Linked DNA regions of Mus musculus: region 1 is linked to region 2. The links are chromatin contacts, found by Hi-C in ENCODE. All regions are on one chromosome and are shown on one strand. Each heading gives the region's core, a stretch centred on a gene start or an enhancer-like site at or near the end of the contact. The rest is flanking DNA. Distances are from core to core; before and after follow the strand shown. Region 1 holds the start of Rock2 (Rho-associated coiled-coil containing protein kinase 2). Region 2 holds the start of Lpin1 (lipin 1).

Region 1 (6,223 bases), core at 1,137-3,636, 310 kb after region 2:
TTCTCAATTGCTTTGCTTATTTATTTATTTTGGCTTGGCTGGCTGGCTAGCAAGCCTCAGGGGTCTTGCTGTGTCTGCCTCCCCAACAGAGAGATTACGGCAGACTTTTTACATGGGTGCTGGGGATTGAAATCAGGTCCTCGTGCTTGTATGATAAGCACTTTACTCATCTTAAGCACTAACCATCATCTTAGCTTCCTATTTTAGGTTTTTCTGAGATCCAGTTACCTATAGACCAGGCTGACCTCAAACATTCTATGTAGCTAAAGATGGCCTTGAACACCCTCCCCCCACCCAGCCCCCATTCTCTTGCCTCTACTTTCTCAGTGCTAAGATTACAGAGGTGAATCACCATACCAGGGTACTGCTGTTCTTTTAAAACAAGGTCTCCAAGGCTTGAGATCATGGCTACTCCGCCAAAGTCCATAAAAACATATAGCCAAGTCATTTCAAAATTAATTTGTAACTGGAAGATCACAATGTTCCTTTTGAAAGCCCATTATACTATCACCAGGAAAAAGAACTTGTAAGATCTGTAATAATGATTATCTAATTATCATGCTCCAGTGCATGGGTGGAAAGAGTGGTTAGCTGGCTCTACTCTCCTAGCTTTGGGTCTGTGGACGTATGAAGAAGTAAATTTACCTACTGGCTTGAAGAACTTTTTTTTTTTTTTTTTGACCCAGAGGCCAGTTTTATTATCTACAAGAGAAAGGGTTCTCTTCAGTCATCAAAGACTCTTCCTGTCTTAATCCAAGTCAGAGGGGCTTCTCCCCAGAAGGGCAGACATTTTTGGACCCCTGCGCTGGGTGAAGTGCATGCAATTTTGGCCAGGCCAGGGCTGTAGCCTACCTGCATATTTACCTTGACACCCCAGGGAGCTCTACAGTTCACTATTCAGGGGCATTACACTCTAGCTTCCATAAGTACAAGTTTTCAAATTTAAAAATTCAATATGCTTTTTAGCATTTTTTTGTTGTTGTTTTCAAGACAAGTTTTCTCTGTGTAGCTCTGGTTGTCCTGGGACTCATTCTCTAGACTTAGGTTAGCCTCAAACCCTCCTGCCTCTGTCTCTCCCCAGAGCTGGCATTAAAGACCTATGAGGCCACCACCCTACTTGACATCTTTAGAAGTGGGGGGAAAATCCCATTCAGTTAGGAGCAAGTGTGTTCTCTCACTTGTTTAGCTGCTCATTTCAAAGTGTTCATAATCCCCTTTGCATTTTTTCACTTCCGGTAAATTTTCCCTAGTCTCAACCGGCTTGCAATACCCGTAGGATTCTTCCCGTGAATATGACAAGAGCTTGTTTGGATTATTCAGCTGCTGGAAGATTGGGTCCACTCCCAGGGTTTTGGTCATTGCGAACATTCTGAATAGCCCTGCTGTAAACATCTCCACGCAAAGTCCTCCTCTTTTCGGATCATTTCCTTACACTTGGACTTCCTTAAATGGCCTTACTGGGTCAAAGGGGCTCTGTGAACAGTTTTATAGCTCTTGGCACATAGTTTTCCGATTGCGCCCTGAGAGGATCTGACCAATGGCTAGGGGGCAAGGAGAGGGCAGGAATGCGGAGAAGCAGCCCCTCTCTTTCACTCTCCAAAAGCAAGGGCCCCGCGGATGCAGAAGCGCTTCCTTATTGCCTCCTGTTCCCTCCGCCTGGCCAGTGTCTAAGGTCTAAGGCCAGGCGGGCACCTTGGTCAGGGAAGGGCACAAAGGTTTCTGAGAGTTTAGGATTTATGACCCGGAGGCAGAAACAACTCCTCCAGGCCTCCCAGCTCCGGGACTCAACAGGATTCAAACGAGTCCCACACTCTTAGCGCGGGCTAGGGGCGCGGCCTCCCCGCCCCCTGGGAGCCCCAGGCGCAGGCCTCAGGCGCACCAGGCCTGGGAAGGGCGCTGACCCGGGGCGCAGCAGTTCGGCGCGGCTTGCATAGCTGCGCGCTGAGTCAGCGGGACACAGCGGGCGGGGGGCGCGGACGTCAACTAGGCCTCTGGGTCCGGCCGGCGACGTGGGACACACGACGGGGACCACGGGGCACCGCGCTGCCATCCGTCCCGCCTCCCAGTCCCGCGAACCGGCCCGACGAGGCAGGGAGACTAGCCAGGCGGCGGGAACGGAAAAGAAGCCTGGCTGCTCAGCCCGGTGGCGGGGCGTGGCCGGAGGCCAGGGGCGGGGCGTGCCGCGGGGCCGCGCCGGGGTGGGCGGGGCGGGGCCGGGCCGCGCGCAGCCGACCGCGGGCGGAGGGGCTTGTGGGTAGCGGCGGCGCGCGGCCGAGTAGGGACGCGGCTCCGACTGCGTGTGAGGGGAGCGGGCGTGTGGGCGCGCGAGGCGGCCGGCGGCGATATGCGGGTGGACGGGCGACGGCCCTAGCGGCCTGAGCCCCGAGGGCGGGGTGGTGCGGCGCGGGCGCCCCTTCCCCGCTCCCGCCCGCCGGGTCCTGGCGAGCTCGCTACGGGCCGGGCGGCGCGCGTGCGGCTGAGGGGCGGGGACGCCGTGTGCCTCGCTGCTCCCGGCCGGGCCGGGCGGCTCCTCAGACAGCGGCGCGCGGCGTGCCGGGGCGGAGGTTCCGCGGGCGGCGCTAGGCCCGGCGAAGCGGCATGAGCCGGCCCCCGCCGACGGGGAAAATGCCCGGCGCCCCCGAGACCGCGCCGGGGGACGGGGCGGGCGCCGGCCGTCAGAGGAAGCTGGAGGCGCTCATCCGAGACCCTCGCTCGCCCATCAACGTGGAGAGTCTGCTGGTAGGTGCGGGCTAGGGAGGGAACTCCCCGCCCTGCCTGGTCCCCCCTCGGCCCACCCGCCCCGCTTCCGGCTGCCCGGGGAGCTGGAGACCCAGGTTCCAGAGTGGAGACCCCACCTGGGATTCTCGGGTCCACCTCCCTGCCGAGCGAGTGTCATCTCGGCCGCCCCCGTTCTTGGAGCGCGCAGGGAGGAAACACCCCTGGTCTCCTTCCCGCCTACCCAGTTGGTTTGGGGCGGAAAGGTGGAGGATTGGCTGTGCTTCCTACACTGGGCTACCCAATTTGAAAGTGTCACGCAGTGTGGGAGCTAGGGTGAAAACCCAGGGAGAAAGAAACCCGACGCTCTTCCTATTGGGAGTACCACCGGGGGCACACGACAAAGAGCTCGTCAGGAAGCTGGGAACGCACAGCTAGCTCAAGTTTGCTGCTTTCAGTTGCTCTTGGACATTCCATAGTAGCTATTTAGTACATTTGAATTTATGTAAATTAAATTTCCGGAGATTGTTGCTCTGAAGCCAAGAAATGAGTCTGAATTGTAGAATGGGATAAATCTCTCCCCTTCATCTTGTCTTTCCCATAGCATTCAAAATCCAAATTAAGAGCCTTGGAAAAGGCAGCTAACTGGAGCTCGGTTAAGAAAAGAACACGATTTACAATAAATGCCATGTAGAATGCTGGTATACTTCTGGTCGTGTTGAGGGAAGCGATTATGCTTGGCAAACGAATTTGATTAGTGTGCACCTAGAGTTGCATTTATGGGAAAAAGTGGTGTGAACGTGTACCCTGAGGAGAAGTCGGAAAAAAAAAAGATACTCCGGCTATTAGCTTTGGAGGTCTAGACTTAGGGTGGGTGATCAGGCATTCTGTGCCAAAAAGCATGTCAGACCTGAGCTCTGCTAGGAGAAGCCTAGTGACTCTGTGATGAGAAAAACTGTCTCCTCCCTTTCCACTGACTAACTTTTCTTCTGAGGCCGTTGGTTATCCTTTGAGGTTTCTGGAATCATTTGCAGAGTGACTCAGTTCTGTTTGGCCACAGCGCAGGAACTGACTAGAGTGTGGGTATCGCTCTATAGGATGTGTAAATATAGAGATTTTGACTTTTGGGGGCGGGGGGAGTGTTTTTGTTTGGTAGTGGGTTCCTGTGTTCTTGTGGGACGTATTTTGGAAGTCTTCAGAGCAGGATTGCTTGGAGTTCATAGCCTTTTTGTAGATAAAGCAAAGCTTCTCTGGTGTCACTGCCAGGATTTTCACTTTGGTATTTTGCTAGCAAAACTTTGATCCTAGGCCAGAAAGTTCAGTTAAAAATAGTCTCTGTAAATCTCAAGTATTCACCAGGATCATTTTCAATCCCAGATAGAAATGTTTTTACATTTCACAGTCATCTCTTGTATTATTAGTGATGTTAATTATCATTATCAGGGTCATTTTGAGCTTGGAACCAAGTTGTTTATACCTGTGACATGACTATTTTGTTTTATTAAAATATTACCTAAATTATTACACGTGGCCAGTAACAGTTCCTTCATTGAGTGCTTCATACACCACATTTGTTAAGGTGACATATTACCCTTAGGAGGGTTGACATCAAATGCTGATTTGACCGCAGGCTTATTGCTGCTTTTAGTTGATTACATGTCATTGAGAATCAGGACAGGTGTTATTCTAGAGTGCAGCGTATGTTACTAAGCCAAAAAATGCCGTTTATTCCTTTAGAGTGAGGTTCCTGATGCCTCTGTTGCACATTCATAAAAGTTGAAAACATCATTAAAGTTGTAATAATATCCATGTTATGTAAATTTTATCATGAAGTTTTAGAATGAATTTTGTGCTGGGTGGTTTTATGTCAACTCTACACAAGCTAGAGTTATGGCATTTTCTTACTTAGTGATTGATTCGGGAGGGCTCAGCCCATTATGGGTGGTGCCATCCTTTCGCTAGTGGTCCTGGGTTCTTTAAGAAAACAGACTGAGCAAGCCATGGGAAGCAAGCCAGTAAGCAACACCCTTCCATTGCCTCAGTATCAGCTCCTACCTTCAGGTTTCTGCCCTGTTTGAGTTCCTGTCCTGACTTCCTTTGATGAGGAACTGTGTGGTATGGAACTGTAAACCAAATAAACCCTTTCCTCTCCAAATTGCCTTTGTCATGGTAAAATTTTAATTGTAGTAGTAGTATACATAAACCTTGCCATTTAAACTGTGTTGAAGTCCACAGTTGGGTGATGCTATGTGCATTCCCTGCTGTGCCAGTGATCACTGCTATGCATCCTCACAGCCTTTTCATTCTCCAGGTTGTAACTCTGTAGTCTTTACACTGATACTATTTTTAAAATTATGTTTCTAAAAATGCTCACAAAATAATAGCTGTTACCACTTTAAAGATTTGAAATCTTGCCATGAGCTTTTTTTCACAATTAAATCATTACTTTACTTAACATTACATTTCTTTTGGTTTTATTCTAGAAAACATACCTTTAATAATCTAATAAAAACAGCCTGAAATTTAGTTACTGTATTCAAAAGCTTAGAAAGCACCATTGGAAGTTGTGTATTGCTAAATATGGCAAGTGATGATGAAACATACCAGAATTTTCTATAAAACGTTTTCAGTAAGCTAGGCAAGCCATTCATAGGAAAAAAAGTTACATGAGATAGCATGTAAGGTTTTAGTCCAGTGTATGGCATATCTTTACACTCATTTTACGTCTCCTATGTGCATTTGACAAATTTTTTGCTAGCTTTATGTTTTCTTTGAGATGGGAAATGATTTTTGTTTTAGATATTATTACAGTTTTCAAGTGCATGCAATTATCATTTTGAGTTTGCTGTCATAAGTACTAATCATTGTCAAACATATATATGGCGCTGAATTTCAGGACTATCAGTGTACAAACTAAATTATCTTGTTTCTCTGCAGAGGCTATTTACTTTATTTGCCCTTAAAATACGCAATTCTTTTGAAATTGTAGATTGTGAGCTGCTTGGTATTATATAAAAATAGTTTTGAGAGATACTTCTGAAATTAAAAAACAAGCAACATCTATCTTGTGTGTTTGAGTGTGTGCATGTGCCCTGCCATGTGTAGAGGTTAGAGGACAACGGGTGGGAGTTGGTTCTCTCTTCTCATGTGGGTTCTAGAGGTCAAACTCAGGTCATGGGGGTTGTCAGGCTTGGTGACTTGTAAGTACCTGTATCTGCTGAGCCTCTTTTGAAGGTCAGTAATTTTGAAATATTTTAAAGGGAGGATCTTAAGTGATAACCTTTGGTAAGTTCCTGTGTTGTCAGAGATCCTTACATTGCTTGCCTGATGTGTTTTACTTAACTAACATGTATGCTGGAGAAATGTCTTAAGGTTTATGCCTTGGGATTTTATTTTGTTATTTTAAAGAGTATGTGGCTATAGTAACCTATATAGTACCTAGGCTTTTGTGAATGGATAAAGGTGATCAAACATTTATTTACAATTTCACTGGGCTGAGAAACAAAAT
Region 2 (5,609 bases), core at 733-3,232:
ACACACATGCAGAGCAGGGGACAGACACTACTGAATCAGATAAATACTGAGATATTGCAAGGATATATTCATGTTTCACAATAAACATAGTTTGAGGCAGGCAGAGTATGGTGGCACACACCCGTGATTCTAGCACCAAGAAGGCTGAGGCAGGATGACCTTGAGTTCCAGACTAGTCTGGGCAAGACAGTCAGGTCAAGAGGACAGCTCCAAGTTCACGTACAAAGACGTCCAAGTGCAGCCAATTCACCCACCAGCCTGCACCACTCCCTTCTGTTTGATTTTCAAAAGGCTCCAGAAACCAAGAACACCAACCCCATACCTAGCTATTCTGAAACAAGATACCTGTGCCCCTAAGCATTCCCACCCGCGTGCTTTTCAAATCAATTTATACCTTTATTGGTCCCTTACAGACCCTGAACCTAAGAGAGAAAAGACACACAAAAAAATGGATTCACAATCTAAGGTGGGGAAAGGGTGTGCCAAGTTATGGACCAGGGGCTAGCCTTGGGTAGCCAGGACCAGCCTAGCCCTATAAAGGGACCTCAGTGGTACCCTGGGCTGCCCCATCAGGGTGTAACAATCCGAAGTTGTAACAACCTGGAGCCTCTCGGTTCATCAGTCTAGTAAACAAAGGGTGGCCTTTCCCTCACTCTAGATAGGGAGGCTCCCAAGTGATGTCTCTGGCCCATGGATTTCCAGCTATCAGTAGTCAGTTGTCTTGCCATCTCCTGACCTTTCCCTCTCTTTAGCCTGAAGCACTGAGAGCAATAGATAAGCAAAGACCCACCCCAGCCTCCCCAGCAGACAGCACCCCACACAGAACAGCAACCAAGGATCCTATCTCCTTCATCTGAACCCCAACTTATCACCCAGGCAACAAGACTGGGCATGTTGTCCCTTTCAATAAAGTGACAAGCATCATAAGAACATTGCTGACTGCCACCTAAAAAGGGTAGAAATCACGTGAGGTGGGACAGCCACCAAGACAAAACCAAGCTCAGCCCCAGGCTTCCCAATCCAACCACCAGGCCCTACACAAGCAGGAATAAGGGCCAAAACACACACCCACACACAAAACCCGTGACAGCAGAAGCGCGCTGTCGGCAAACAGGAAGCTTTGTCAACACAGGGAATCAACACAGTGGGATCTTTCAGCCTTTCTGGGAACACTAGAAAGTCCCCTTAGTGGTGCAGATATTAGTCCTTAACTGCTTTCATTCATAAAACGTATTTTATGGAACAAAGGATAGATAGTATATGTGTGAATCCCCATGGGCCGCTATCCTCTCCTCCTAGAACCGTTACAGTCTTCCCCACAACTTCACTACCCAGTTGGAAGCTTTTTCCCACACGCCCCAGCCCAGCCCAGACCATTGCTTTCCTTCTTGCCTCCTGCCAAGGAGGGTGGGCGTCTGGAGCAACTACTGGCCACACAAATTATCAGCCAGCCACCTTGACTCTGTCCCCTTAATATGACTTAATATTAATACTTAATATGACTTCCAAAGCATTGCTTTCCCTCCCATATTCCCCCCGGCCTTTCCCAGATAAAAGTGCCTGCAGCTACTAAGGGAGCCACAGGCCCAGTGCCCACCAGACTGCAAAGCTGCAGAGAGGCCTGCTGCGAGCTTGATTATCTAAGAATCCCGGTTCCCAGTTCGCTGCCACCCAGCGGAGGCGTGCCCTTGGGCACGAAGGTCAACCTACCAGCCTAGACTCAGTTTCCTTGGCTGCAAAGCCTGAATCCTAAACCCTTTGGGATACGTCTCATCCGGGTCTCGGACCGCCACGGGGTCCCTGCAAGCTTCGACACCCCACGGGAAGGCCTGTGTCACAACACGGCCCACATCGCCTCCCTGCGGGGCCCCACGTCTCAGTAATGGGCTTTGGGGCGCAAGCTGGGCCCCGGGTCCCCATTGCTACTCACCAAGAGGATTCACGAGCAGGCGCGCACGCGTGTGGCTGCCTTTGTATGCAAACAGCGGGCCGGAGCGGCTGTCAGCTAAAGCACGGCAAGGGGCGGGGCCTGAAAGGAGGCGGAGTCTCCGGGGCGACGCCAGGGGACTCTGGAGGAGCGTGCTGCTGGGATGCTTTCAGAGCCCACAGACCCCCCCCCCACCCCACCCCACCTCCCACCTCCCTCTCATATCCCCGCCTCCCCCTTCCCATCCCATCCCTCCCCAGACTGGACTGTCTGCCTTGGCGTTCCAGGGAGTAGGCAGCCAAAGTCTTCTAATTCCACAGCCTGACCCTGTTTTGACCTTATGTCAGTTTACAATTAGTTCTTCCCCTGATGTGCCTGTCACAAGCTAGGGATCAATTCCTAATCTTAGCACTCCCACATCCTGCCTCCCTCCTGGCTAACATTCACCACCAGTCAGCAGAGCCAGGAAGGAATAAATAATAACAGACAATGCCAGGTCTGGGGGTGGAATGGCTCAAGTCAGACCAAGTCACTCTTAAGTGTCACGAGACTACTAGGAGACAAGGACTCCTATATCCCGGGCTTGCCTCAAGCTTTCTATGGGTTCCTGGATGACCCTGCACTTCGGATCTGCCTATCTTACCTCCCAAGTGTTGAGGTTACAGGCAATCCTACCCCCACCATGCCTACTTTATGCGAGCCGGGAATGGACCCCAGAGCTTCACATCCGCTAACTGAGCTACATCCAGGTAATAAATATCAAATTATATATACAACAACCCTCCGAAGAGTCAGTGCTTTCTGGGGGACAGAAGAGCAAAGACCTTGAGGAAGACTGCTGGAGAACATATACCTGGGGTCTCGTAGACCAACAGAGAGAGCCCAAGTATAATGTACCTGTCACCGGAAACTATATGCAGAAATATGAGTCAGAAATGGATGCCAGCCACAAGCAACCCAGGAGAGGGAGGTCAGAATGATGACGGGTGCGTCCCACCTTGAGAAAAACTAGTTCGTGGGGAGGTCCAGGGAGGAGTGGCTTGTGTACCCCAAACTGGTCCTAAAATCTACGAATCTAAAGGTGACCACGAACTTCCAATCCCTCTGCTTTCCGGTTTCTGGAATTACAGGTCCCCACCCCCACCCCCACACTGGGTTTCCGAGGCACTGGAGATCCCTCTCAAGGGATTCTGCCCACCAAGCAAGCTAGGACCCCAGTCCAAGACCAGGCCACCGAAGACCTGCAAGGGAACTGAGCCAGGCTGGGCTGCCTCCACCCCAGTGCTCAGGAGATCAGCACAGGCAGGGTGACTCTGAGCATAAAGACAGAGGTGGAAGCGCTCCAGCTGCACTTGGGGCAACACAAGTAGCCACAAGGGTTGTCTCCGCTGCCCACAAAGTCCTGGGGTTCTGGACCCCAGAATGAAGGCACCCTGCCCCACCTCCATCATCTCCTCCATCCTCCACACCCCCACCCCAAGGCCTTCCAGAAAGCATGTCTTACAGTCTTACATTCTGTCATCTAAATAAGGTCATTTTTATTATTATTATTTTCCAGATTTGAAGCAGGTGGAGGAGAATCTGAACACATAAAGTCCAGCCCAAAGCCCTTACCCCACAAATGAACCTGGGGTCTGGAACCCGCACACACAACCGCAAACGCACCCAGACAGCTCTGAGTAGCAAAGATAGGACCAGCTTTGCCTGCTGCCTATAAGAAGATCCCACAAACAGGTCACTTATCTCAGAAACATTCACTAGGTCACAGGAGATGGTCGCACTATACAAAAATTGGAGTCTCTGAAGCCCAGGTGTTCTAACCCGGCAAAGTCTGGAGCCCCCCTGGTGGGGCCCTAGGCAGTGTTTTGTCTGCAGCCACGCTCCTGCCGCTGAGCTGTGACTCAGCCAGAGAACTGAGGTGATCCCCTGAGCCAATCCCAGTACCTGCTGTGTTCAGCCCAAGTCGGAAGAGGGGAAATAACCTAATGACTCTAGCTAGAGGAGGAAGGAGCCAATCCTGGGCTCAGCAGTACAGCATCCTCGATTCCGTACTCAGTTTTACAATCCAGGAAGTGAGCGGAGGTGTTGGTTAAGCAGGTCCTTTGGAGGCTGGAAAGGAACTTGTTAAGTTCTTGGCCAACACTGACTAGATTTTCAATTCTAAAATCCAGTAGTCCTAGGAGTGGGAATTCTATAAGGACTTGGTGGCTGCAGCTGGCTCCCTGGTCCCTCAGAAAGGACAAGCATCATGCAGGCGTCCATCAGGATGGGACAACAGGCTATGCGGTGCTGAAAATTGCTCTTTTGCTAAACATGGGACCGCAGGTGTTCCTCGCCACACCAGGAACTGGTCCCTGCTGATGTGAATATAAAAACACCCACCCCTTCTAAATGAAAATCGGTCTCCTCAGTTGCTGGCAGTGACGGTAACTGTTAAGTCCTTAGGTTCTGTTTTCCTGAATGCTGCACGGCTAACCAGCATGCCTGGGCAGGTGTGGACAGAAGAGTGAGCGGCCCTCTTCATGAGACCCCCACAGCCACCATAGGTGGACCTCTCCACTCTAGTGGTCGGCTCTGCAAAATCACAGCAGAAAGTCTTGCAGAGCCACTGGGTGCTGTCCCAGAAGGACAGAGCACTAATGCCTAGGGCTTCTGGGAATGGGGGGCTCTTCAGAGTCTAAGGCTAGCCCTTAATAGAGGGCCCCCGGCTTTAAGGTACCCAAAGGAGACGCTGGCCCTCTGGAGAAACTAGAATTTCCCTAGGACTCCCACTCAGGGAGAAGACAATGGCTGAATGAAGCCCGGCATCCTCCTGGAGGAGGAAGCTTGCCTTCTAGGAAGAGAATCCCCACACACCTTCTTTGTTCCTCTTCCTGCTGGGGCCACACTGACTATGTCTCCTTCCTCTGCTCTTCCCCATCCCCCTTCTGTCTGACTGGCCCACTGAAGGCATGGGGGCAGAGCCCCACTTGTCAGGGAATTAGGATTGGCAGAGCCCAGGCTCTGACGCCAACCCCAGGTGACACAATGTGGCTTCTTCATCGTGGGGATTTCCTTACTGGGGTCCTCAGAAGCAAGGTGGGAACCTCTGGCCACCTGGTACCGCTTCACTAGGGTGAGGGAGGACAACTCGACCCAGCAGTGGGAAACCCCAGCAGAGACAGGATACAGCCCATGGCACTGGGCCTGGGCCTGGGGGAATTTCTGGGGAGAGGGTATAAATGGTCCTGGTTCCAAAGGCAGAGGAAGAGGAAAGTAATCTGGGAATGGCAAGGGGCAGGAACAAAGGCATCAGGGAAGGCAGACTTCAGTGTGTCACCAGGGCCATCTTAATCAGGGTGATGCTCCAGGAGAGCAAAAGGGGTAAGGGGGGGGGGGGTGTCAAAGACATATAAGGGAAGCTGCTAGCTGGCAGCAAGCACGCATCTTAGAGTCTGTGTTACTCCAATCCATCCCCCATCACGCCAGGAAGGAAATAGCACCCAGGCTCCCCTGGGACTCAGGCCTACAACATTGCCAACACACGAAGCCTTGGGCTGACACACACACTGTGGCCGTGTTCCCTAGTCATTTACTCAGTTCCCAGTCAGCACAGCGACCTGTGATGTCGTAGATTCCTGGGCTACATGAGGGTACCTGTCCTCAGTAAGCACACGGTCTCAAGTAGTGATCATATGTTCAA

Evidence for each region. Hi-C counts contacts between places; a loop is a spot of excess contacts on that map.
Region 1: a map of heart shows a loop between it and region 2 (2.2-fold over the local background). The contact joins the promoter of Rock2 here to the promoter of Lpin1 in region 2. A Hi-C loop is called at or near these places in 4 of 37 maps with a recorded cell type or tissue (T-helper 1 cell, T-helper 17 cell, T-helper 2 cell and 1 more).

Annotation. Positions count from the first base shown.
Region 1 is chr12:16,892,592-16,898,814 of GRCm38, forward strand. Rock2 (Rho-associated coiled-coil containing protein kinase 2) reads left to right here and starts at 2,387. Exons shown (of 33, transcript NM_009072.2): 1 at 2,387-2,739. The coding sequence starts at 2,599.
Region 2 is chr12:16,587,788-16,593,396 of GRCm38, forward strand. Lpin1 (lipin 1) reads right to left here and starts at 1,983. Exons shown (of 21, transcript NM_015763.4): 1 at 1,931-1,983.